3 separate regions of the Homo sapiens genome follow, and regions 1 and 3 are each linked to region 2. Evidence: read pairs that join two places in POLR2A ChIA-PET (ENCODE). Cell type or tissue: HepG2. All regions are shown on one strand.

Region 1 (2,500 bases), 170 kb after region 2:
CTACAGTATAGATGTATATTTTGTTTATGCATTCATCAGTAGATGGATGTGTGGGCTTTTCTACCTTATGGCTATTGTGAATAATGCTGTTCTGAATGTTTTCTTTTCTTTTTTTCTTTTTCTTTTTTTTTTTTTTTGAGACAAAGTCTTGCTCTGTTGCCTAGGCTGGAGTACCAGTGGCACAATCTTGGCTCACTGCAGCCTCCAACTCCCAGGTTCAAGCAGTTCTCCTGCCTCAGCCTCCCAAGTAGCTGGGATTACAGGTGCACATCACCACGCCTGGCTAATTTTTTGTACTTTTAGTAGAGATGGGGTTTTGCCATGTTGGCCAGGCTGGTCTTGAACTCCTGACCTCAGGTGATCCACCTGCCTCAGCCTCCCAAAGTGATGGGATTACAGGCATGATCCACCATGCCTGGCCTACTATGAATGTTTTAATAAAGGTTTTTGTTTGAACATACGATTTCAGTTCTCTTAGGTATATATCTAGGAGCAGAATTGCTGGATCATGTGGTAACTTTGTTTTAACATTTTGAGAATGTTCAAACTGTTTTCCAAAGTGGCTGCGCTATTTTACAATTCCACCAGCGTTGATAAGGGCTCCAATTTCTCTACATTTTTGCTAACACCTGTTATTAGTTGGCTTTTTAATTTTAGCTATGCCAGTGGGTGTGAATTGGTATTTCATTGTGGTTTTTATTTGCATTTCCCTGATGACTAATAAGGCTGAACATATTTTTGGGAGCACATATTGACCATCGGTACACCTTATTTGGATTAATGTCTATTCAAGCCCTTTGCCCATTTCTAAGTGGGTTATTTGTCTTTTTATTGTCAAGTTTTAAAAGTTCTTTATATATTCTGGACACCAGACTTATCAAACTTATAATTTGCAAATGTTTTCTTCCATGTTTTAGTTGTGTTTTTCACTTTCTTCATGGTACCTTTTGAAGCACAAAGTTTGTCATTTTGGTAAGGTCCAATTTTTCTTTTTTCCACATGTGCTTTTGGCTTTTGGTGTCATATCTAAGAGGCCATTGTATAACTCAAGTTCACAAAGATTCACTGCGATTTTCTCCTCCCTGCCAAACATTTTTTTTTTTTTTTTTTGAGATAGGGTCTTGCCCTGCTGCTTAGGTTGGAGTGCAATGATACAAACACAGCTCTCTGCAGCCTAGAACTCCTGGGCTCGAGCGATCCTCCCACCTCAGCCTCCTAAGTAGCTGGGATCACAGGCACCCACCACTACGCCCAGAGCTAATTTTTGTATTTTTTTTGGAGAGACAGGATCTTGCCATGTTGCCCAGGCTGATCTTGAATTCCTGGGCTCAAGTCATCCTCTTGACTTGGCCTCCCAAGGTGCTGAGATTGAAGGCATGAGCCACCATGCTCAGTCTATTTTCTCTTTTTTTGAGGTAACTTCAGTACTTTTGTAAAATGTTTTCTCTTTGTCATCACATTGACAAATTCTCCTCATCCCAGAATTGTATAAATTTTCTCATATTAAAATGTCTATATATATATATATATATATATATATATATAATTATTTTTTTTTTGACAGAGTCTCACTCTGTCACCCAGGCTGGAGTGCAGTGGCATGATCTTGGCTCACTGCAACCTCCGACTTCCCGGTTCAAGCGATTCTCCTGCCTCAGCCTCCCGAGTAGCTGGGATTACAGGCATGTGCCACCATGCCCAGCTAATTTTTGTATTTTTAGTAGAGACAGGATTTCACCATGTTAGCTAGGATGATCTCAATCTCCTGACCTCGTGATCTGCACTCCTCGGCCTCCTAAAGTGCTGGGATTACAGGCGTGAGCCACCGCGCCCGGCCTATATATCTTTCTAGTAATTTTTGCTTGTGTTTTTTACAGTAACATTTTAATCCCTCTGGGATTTATTTGGGTATGAGAATTGGAGCAGAACACACTTTCCCTATTTTATACTTCAGAGCACTTTCACATAAATTATTTCATACTTGTAATGTAGATGAGAGAGATACATAATTTTTTACATTTTATACATATGAACACAATAATTCAGAGATTTCAAATGATTTGCCTGTGGTAACACATTTAGGTACTGTAAGTATCACACCTGGAATCCAGGTCTTTGTTCATCTGCCTGGAGTCTCTATGACCCATCATCTTTCTCTTCAATGGCGTTAGTTATGGACAGCTCTCTTCTTTGTGGTACTTAACATTACTCACTGGAAGGGAATTTGATCATCTAGTTTGTTAAATCATTATTAAATGCAGCTTATTATATTATTGCAGAGAATTTCAACTTTTTTATGTCCCTAGTTTGTCACAGTGTGGCCTCAGGCAGGTTATTTCATCTCTAATAACTATGACAATAATAGCTAACGTATGTTGACACTGTCCATGTGCCAGGGGCCATGTTCAGCTTTTCACATGGGTTATCTCATTTAATCTTTACACACAAAAAACCCTATGACCAGATGCTATCATGGAAAGGTGTAGTATATAAGCCTAGC
Region 2 (2,500 bases):
TCATGCTGAATTTTATAATTTTAATTAACAATAGTTAACATTTACCACTAGTGTTACCAGAAAGGGGTCCCTATCCAGACCCCAAGAGCAGATTCTTGAACCTTGCGTGGGAAAGAATTCAGGGCAAGTCCATAGAGTAAAAGTGAAAGCAAGTTAATTCGAGAAGTAGAGAAACAAAAGAATGACTGCTTCATAGACAGAGCAGCAGTATGGGCTGCTTAACTGAGTATACTTATAGTTATTTCTTGATTATGTGCTAAACAAGGGGTGGATTATTCATGAGTTTTCTGGGGAAAGGGCAGAGATTTCCCAGAACTGAGGGAACAGACTATATAGGGTAACTTCTATATAGGGTTTTTTAGAGTATATAGCCTATAGTTTTTTAGACTATATATAGGATAACTTCTATATAGGGTAACTTTACAAATGCCATGGTACTTGTAAACTGTCATAGCACTGGTGGGAGTTTTTTAGCATGTTAATGTAATTGGGATGTAATGAGCAGTAAGGATGACAAGAGGTCACTTTCATCACCATCTTGGTTTGGGTTGGTGTTGGCCAGCTTCCTTACTGCATCCTGTTTAATCAGCAGGGTCTTTGTGACCTGTATCACATGCCAACCTCCTATCTTATCCTGAGACTAAGAATGTCTAACCTTCTGGGAATGCAGCCCAGGAGGTCTCAGCCTTATTTTCCCAGCCCCTATTCAAGATGGAGTCACTTGGGTTCAAACATCTCTGATGGATGGGCATGGTGGCTCACGCCTGTAATCCCAGCATTTTGGGAGGCCAAGGCAGGCGGATCACCTGAGGTCAGGAGTTCGAGACCAGACTGGCCAACATGGCGAAACCCCGTCTCTACTAAAAATAAAAAAATTAGCAGAGCATGGTGCCATGTGCCTGTAATCCCAGCTATTCAAGAGGCTTAGGCAGGAGAACCAGTTGAACTCAGGAGGCAGAGGTTGCAGTGAGCCCAGATTATGCCACTGCACTCCAGCCTGGGCAACAGAGTGAGACTCTGTCTTAAAAAACAAACAAACAAAAAACAACAAAAAAACACCTCTGATACTAGTAGTAATAATAGCTATACTTACTGAGTACTGACTAATCCTACCAGCATCTTTAGGAGACATAGGAATTATTATCTTCATTTTACAGATTAGGAAACTGAGGCACAATGAAGTGAAGTATCTTGCCCAAAGTCACTTGACTGGTAGGAGAAGAAGCTGGACCAGTGCTCAAGGCTTCTGGCTGCAGATGCTTCTCTCCTTCTGTAAGACAATCCAGGACTCAGCACAGGACTATGAATCCACAATACCCTGGGTAGGGCTTAGCTCTCAAACGTTTCCCTTTCCAACTCACTTGAGGGCTAGGTAACTGATTGTTCTCCATCCTTCCCAACCCTCCAAGCCCCCAACTATTCTATGGATTTTGAATCACTGTCCTTGAGGTTTGTTCGGTCCCTTGCCCAATATATATATTTACCTAGTGACTTCACTTATGCTGAACCTACACATGGTCATAGGATTACACAGGGAGTTCACCTAAAAGCTACAAAACCAAAGATTACTCATCAGGAGCACCAGGGCTAACTAACGATTCTCTGGCTGATGTTGACATTTAACACCAACTATGGAGTTCAGTATGTTGGATAGGGGGTTGGCAATGTGTGATACCATTAAGCTTCAGACCAAACAAAGACCTTTCATATATGAAGCTCTGTTCTACACAGCTCTAAACATGGCCCCAAACATCACTTTGTTGTATTGAGCAATTGCCTATACCTTCTCCTGGAGTTCTAGGCCACTGGATATGTCAGATAGCCGTAAGCACCTTTTTTCTTTTTCTTTTCTTTCTTTTCTTTTTCTTTTTTTTTTTTTTGAGATGGAGTCTCACTCTGTCACCCAGGCTAGAGTGCAGTGGCACGATCTCAGCTCACTGCAACTTCCACCTCCTGAGTTCAAGCAATTCTCATGCCCCAGCCTCCTGAGTAGCTGGAACTAGAGGCGCATGCCAACACTCCTGGCTAATTTTTGTATTTTTTGGTAGAGACAGGGTTTCACCATGTTGGGCTGGGCAGGCTGGTCTCAAACTCCTGACCTCAAGTGATCCACCTGCCTTGGCCTCCCAAAGTGCTGGGATTACAGGCGTGAGCCACTGGGCTTGGCCTGAGCACTTTTTATAGTGTAGCAATTATTTGAGCATTCAGATTTCTAAAGTAGGATGCATGTGGATGGTGAGTAAATGGTAGCAGAACTCAGATAAGAGTGGGATGCAGCAGTCAGGAATGACACCCATTCTTTTAAACCAAGACCCTGAGTGGGGAAGGCAAGTCAACCAACACTGACTGTAGGATCAACTCAAAAGCTGGTCTTTACATGGGAACACATTCTGGTTACTCTAATGGCTTTAAGTCTTAGCAACCATTACTCCGACATATACTGCGTTTTTGACTGTGACTATAACTGCCAGCCCATATCTAAGGTGCATTTGCATACCAT
Region 3 (2,500 bases), 55 kb before region 2:
ACCCTAGCTACTGGGTAGAGAACAGATTGAGGCACGGCCAGAGTGGCGGTGGGAGAATCAGATTGTTTTAGCGGCCTGGGTGAAGGGACAGTGGCCATGAAGAAGGACAAATGGATGGACTTGAGTTGAGATAAGTCTTGGAGACATCTGAGATAAGTTGGCTGTGTAGAGGAGAGGAAGAGAAGTCAGATGACAGCCAGGTTTTTGGCTTGAGCAGCTGGGTAGGAAGTAGTATTGTTCGCTGAGAAGGGTAAGGCTGGGTGGGGGAGGCAGTTGGAGGGAGAGGGGACAGTGAGAGCCAGCCTAGTTTAAGATACCAGTGAGCTTCCAACTGGCCATGTGAAGTTGGCACAGGATAAACAAAACGAGTCCCGGAGAGGTCTGGGCAGAGGGCATCATCATCAGGTCATTTTTCAAGCCACAAGAATGACTGTGAGTAGCTGGGGAGGGAATGAAAGAAGTCAGGGCCCAGACCTGCTGCCTAAATAATGACACTGTTTTGGAGTGGGGTCAAAGGGGAGGCCAGCCAGGGAGGAGGGGAAATGATGATCCTTGAGTGTGACTTTAAGGGGCCCAGACCACGTTATGTAAGCTGAATTTCCTGACCTTGCATAGTCACGCCAATCATTGAGGGAACTTACTAAAATACAGATTCCCCGGCTCTATGCCAGACCTAGAGCTTCGGAATCACTAGGGAGGGGCCTGGGGATCTGTACAATAAGTAGCAAGTCCTCTAGATGAACCCTAGGGTCAAGTGCTTTAGGGAAACTACATGGTTTTGCTAAAACCTCTGAGGAGCAGGAGCAGGTTTCTGGTTTTTGTGAGCTCAGAAATTTGTAGCAGGCTTTGAAGGGACAAGGCTGAAAGTGCAGGTGCCAGTTAGGAGGCTGCCTCCGGACCCCAGTGTGAAATCATGAAATACTGGGGTGGTGATGGAGAAGAGGCTGTGGCCTCAAGAACTGTCCGGGAAGCAGGGCTGGGTGTGTGAATAAAGGTGTGTGTTGAAATAGGGAGCAGCTTTAAGATGACTTTCAGGTTTCTAGCCAGGAATTAGCTGTCTTCAGAGACAGAAAAGATGCTGATCTTTTTTGGGGAAAGGTGATGAGTTCAGTTTTGAGAACCGACCTTGGGTGTGTGTGCTGGAACCTCAGGGTTTGGTCTGGGCAGGGGTTGGGAGTTCCCTGAACATAGACGTCAGTGGAAACTACAACGGTGGCTGCCGTGAACTAGAGAGAGCAGGTACATTGAGAAAAGCAGAGGGCCAAGGTCACATTCCTAGGGAAATGTCAATATTTAAAGAAAAGCCAGAGGACTGGGAGCCTAAAGGAGAGACAGGAAGAATGGGCAAAGTGGGAGGAGAGCCAGCCAGGACAGTGCAGCCACGGAAGCTGGAGGGCAGTGAGTTTCAGGGAGGAGGTGAGTAAAGGTGTCAAGGGCAGGAGGGAGAGGATGAAATTGGGCCTGGCTAGTGCCTTTGGGATGGCACGTAGAAGACAGCTGCTGATAACAAGAAGAGCCTTTCCATGCAGTGGGGTAGCCCTGGTGAGCCATGGACTGAAGTGTGACTGGGAGATGTGGGAGCCAGAGAGCCTGAGGGTAACCAGAGTGGTCTGGTCATTAGAGAAGCTTTTGGCTGAGAAGGGGTCAAGGAAAGTAGAAGTATAGTTATGAGAGTTTCATTGTTTTTATTTATGTATTTATTTTTTAATGAAAGAAGCAGCCTTGGACCAGGTGTGGTGGCTCATGCCAATAATCTCAGCACTTTGGGAGGCTTAGGCAGGAGGATTGAGCCCAGGAGTTAGAGACCAGCCTGGGCAATATTAGTGAGACCTCATCTCTACAAAAAATAAAAAAATTAGCTTAGTGTGGTGGCATACCCATATAGCCCCACTACTCAAGAGGCTGAGGTGGGAGGATCACTTGAGCCTGGGAAGTGGAGGTTACAGTGAGCAGAGATTGCACCACTGCACTCCAGCCTGGATGGCAGAACAAGACCCTGTCTCAAAAGAAAGAGAAAAAAAAAAAAATAGCAGCAGCAGCCTTGATGTAAGGGCCGAGAAGAAAGATCCAGTGGAAGGGACAGGCTCCCTGCCCATGCAGTTCACACAGCAGCAGGCGGCAGGTGAGGGTGCTGGAAATGCATGACACAGTAGTGAATGCTGAAGCTCTCCGTTTTAGCTTTCAGAAAATTTTATAGGAATATCATCATGTGCATACACACATATAATGAGAAGCCACTAAGTACAAGCTTCATATAGTGCAGTGGTGCAGTGTTGGTGCATTTATCTCCCTAGGGACCCTTCTTGTGGCCTTCAGTTCAAGGGGAGACTGTCATTATAGGATGGCACATAAGAACTGTTACAGTTGTTCAATGGAAAGGGGCAATGCAAATCCAATTTAGCATTAGTTAGCAATTGATCAATTGCTCTTCCACTGAATACAGATTAATATATACAGTGCTGATACATTTTTTCTACTTTACAAAAACAAGATGGAAAAC

What was found. ChIA-PET counts read pairs that join two places held together with the same protein. Peaks named below come from ENCODE experiments on the same cell type or tissue, not always from the same donor. Only the 100,000 strongest peaks of a DNase experiment are listed, where the experiment ranks them.
Region 1: POLR2A ChIA-PET joins it to region 2 with 8 read pairs; 3 of 35 experiments call an interaction of 5 or more read pairs at or near these places.
Region 3: POLR2A ChIA-PET joins it to region 2 with 5 read pairs; 4 of 35 experiments call an interaction of 5 or more read pairs at or near these places.

Annotation. Positions count from the first base shown.
Region 1 is chr2:223,679,525-223,682,024 of GRCh38, reverse strand. No RefSeq gene overlaps it. Among named protein-coding and RNA genes, the nearest start is that of SCG2, 78 kb to the right of the region's middle. In HepG2, no CTCF peak of the experiment used is centred here; no DNase peak of the experiment used is centred here.
Region 2 is chr2:223,852,616-223,855,115 of GRCh38, reverse strand. The region is part of intron 1 of LOC124907988 (a long non-coding RNA gene); the gene reads left to right. Among named protein-coding and RNA genes, the nearest start is that of AP1S3, 16 kb to the right of the region's middle. In HepG2, no CTCF peak of the experiment used is centred here; a DNase peak (open chromatin) is centred at 1,555.
Region 3 is chr2:223,907,381-223,909,880 of GRCh38, reverse strand. All of the region lies in intron 3 of WDFY1 (WD repeat and FYVE domain containing 1), which reads left to right. Among named protein-coding and RNA genes, the nearest start is that of WDFY1, 37 kb to the left of the region's middle. In HepG2, no CTCF peak of the experiment used is centred here; DNase peaks (open chromatin) are centred at 710 and 1,290; H3K4me3 peaks cover 514 bases.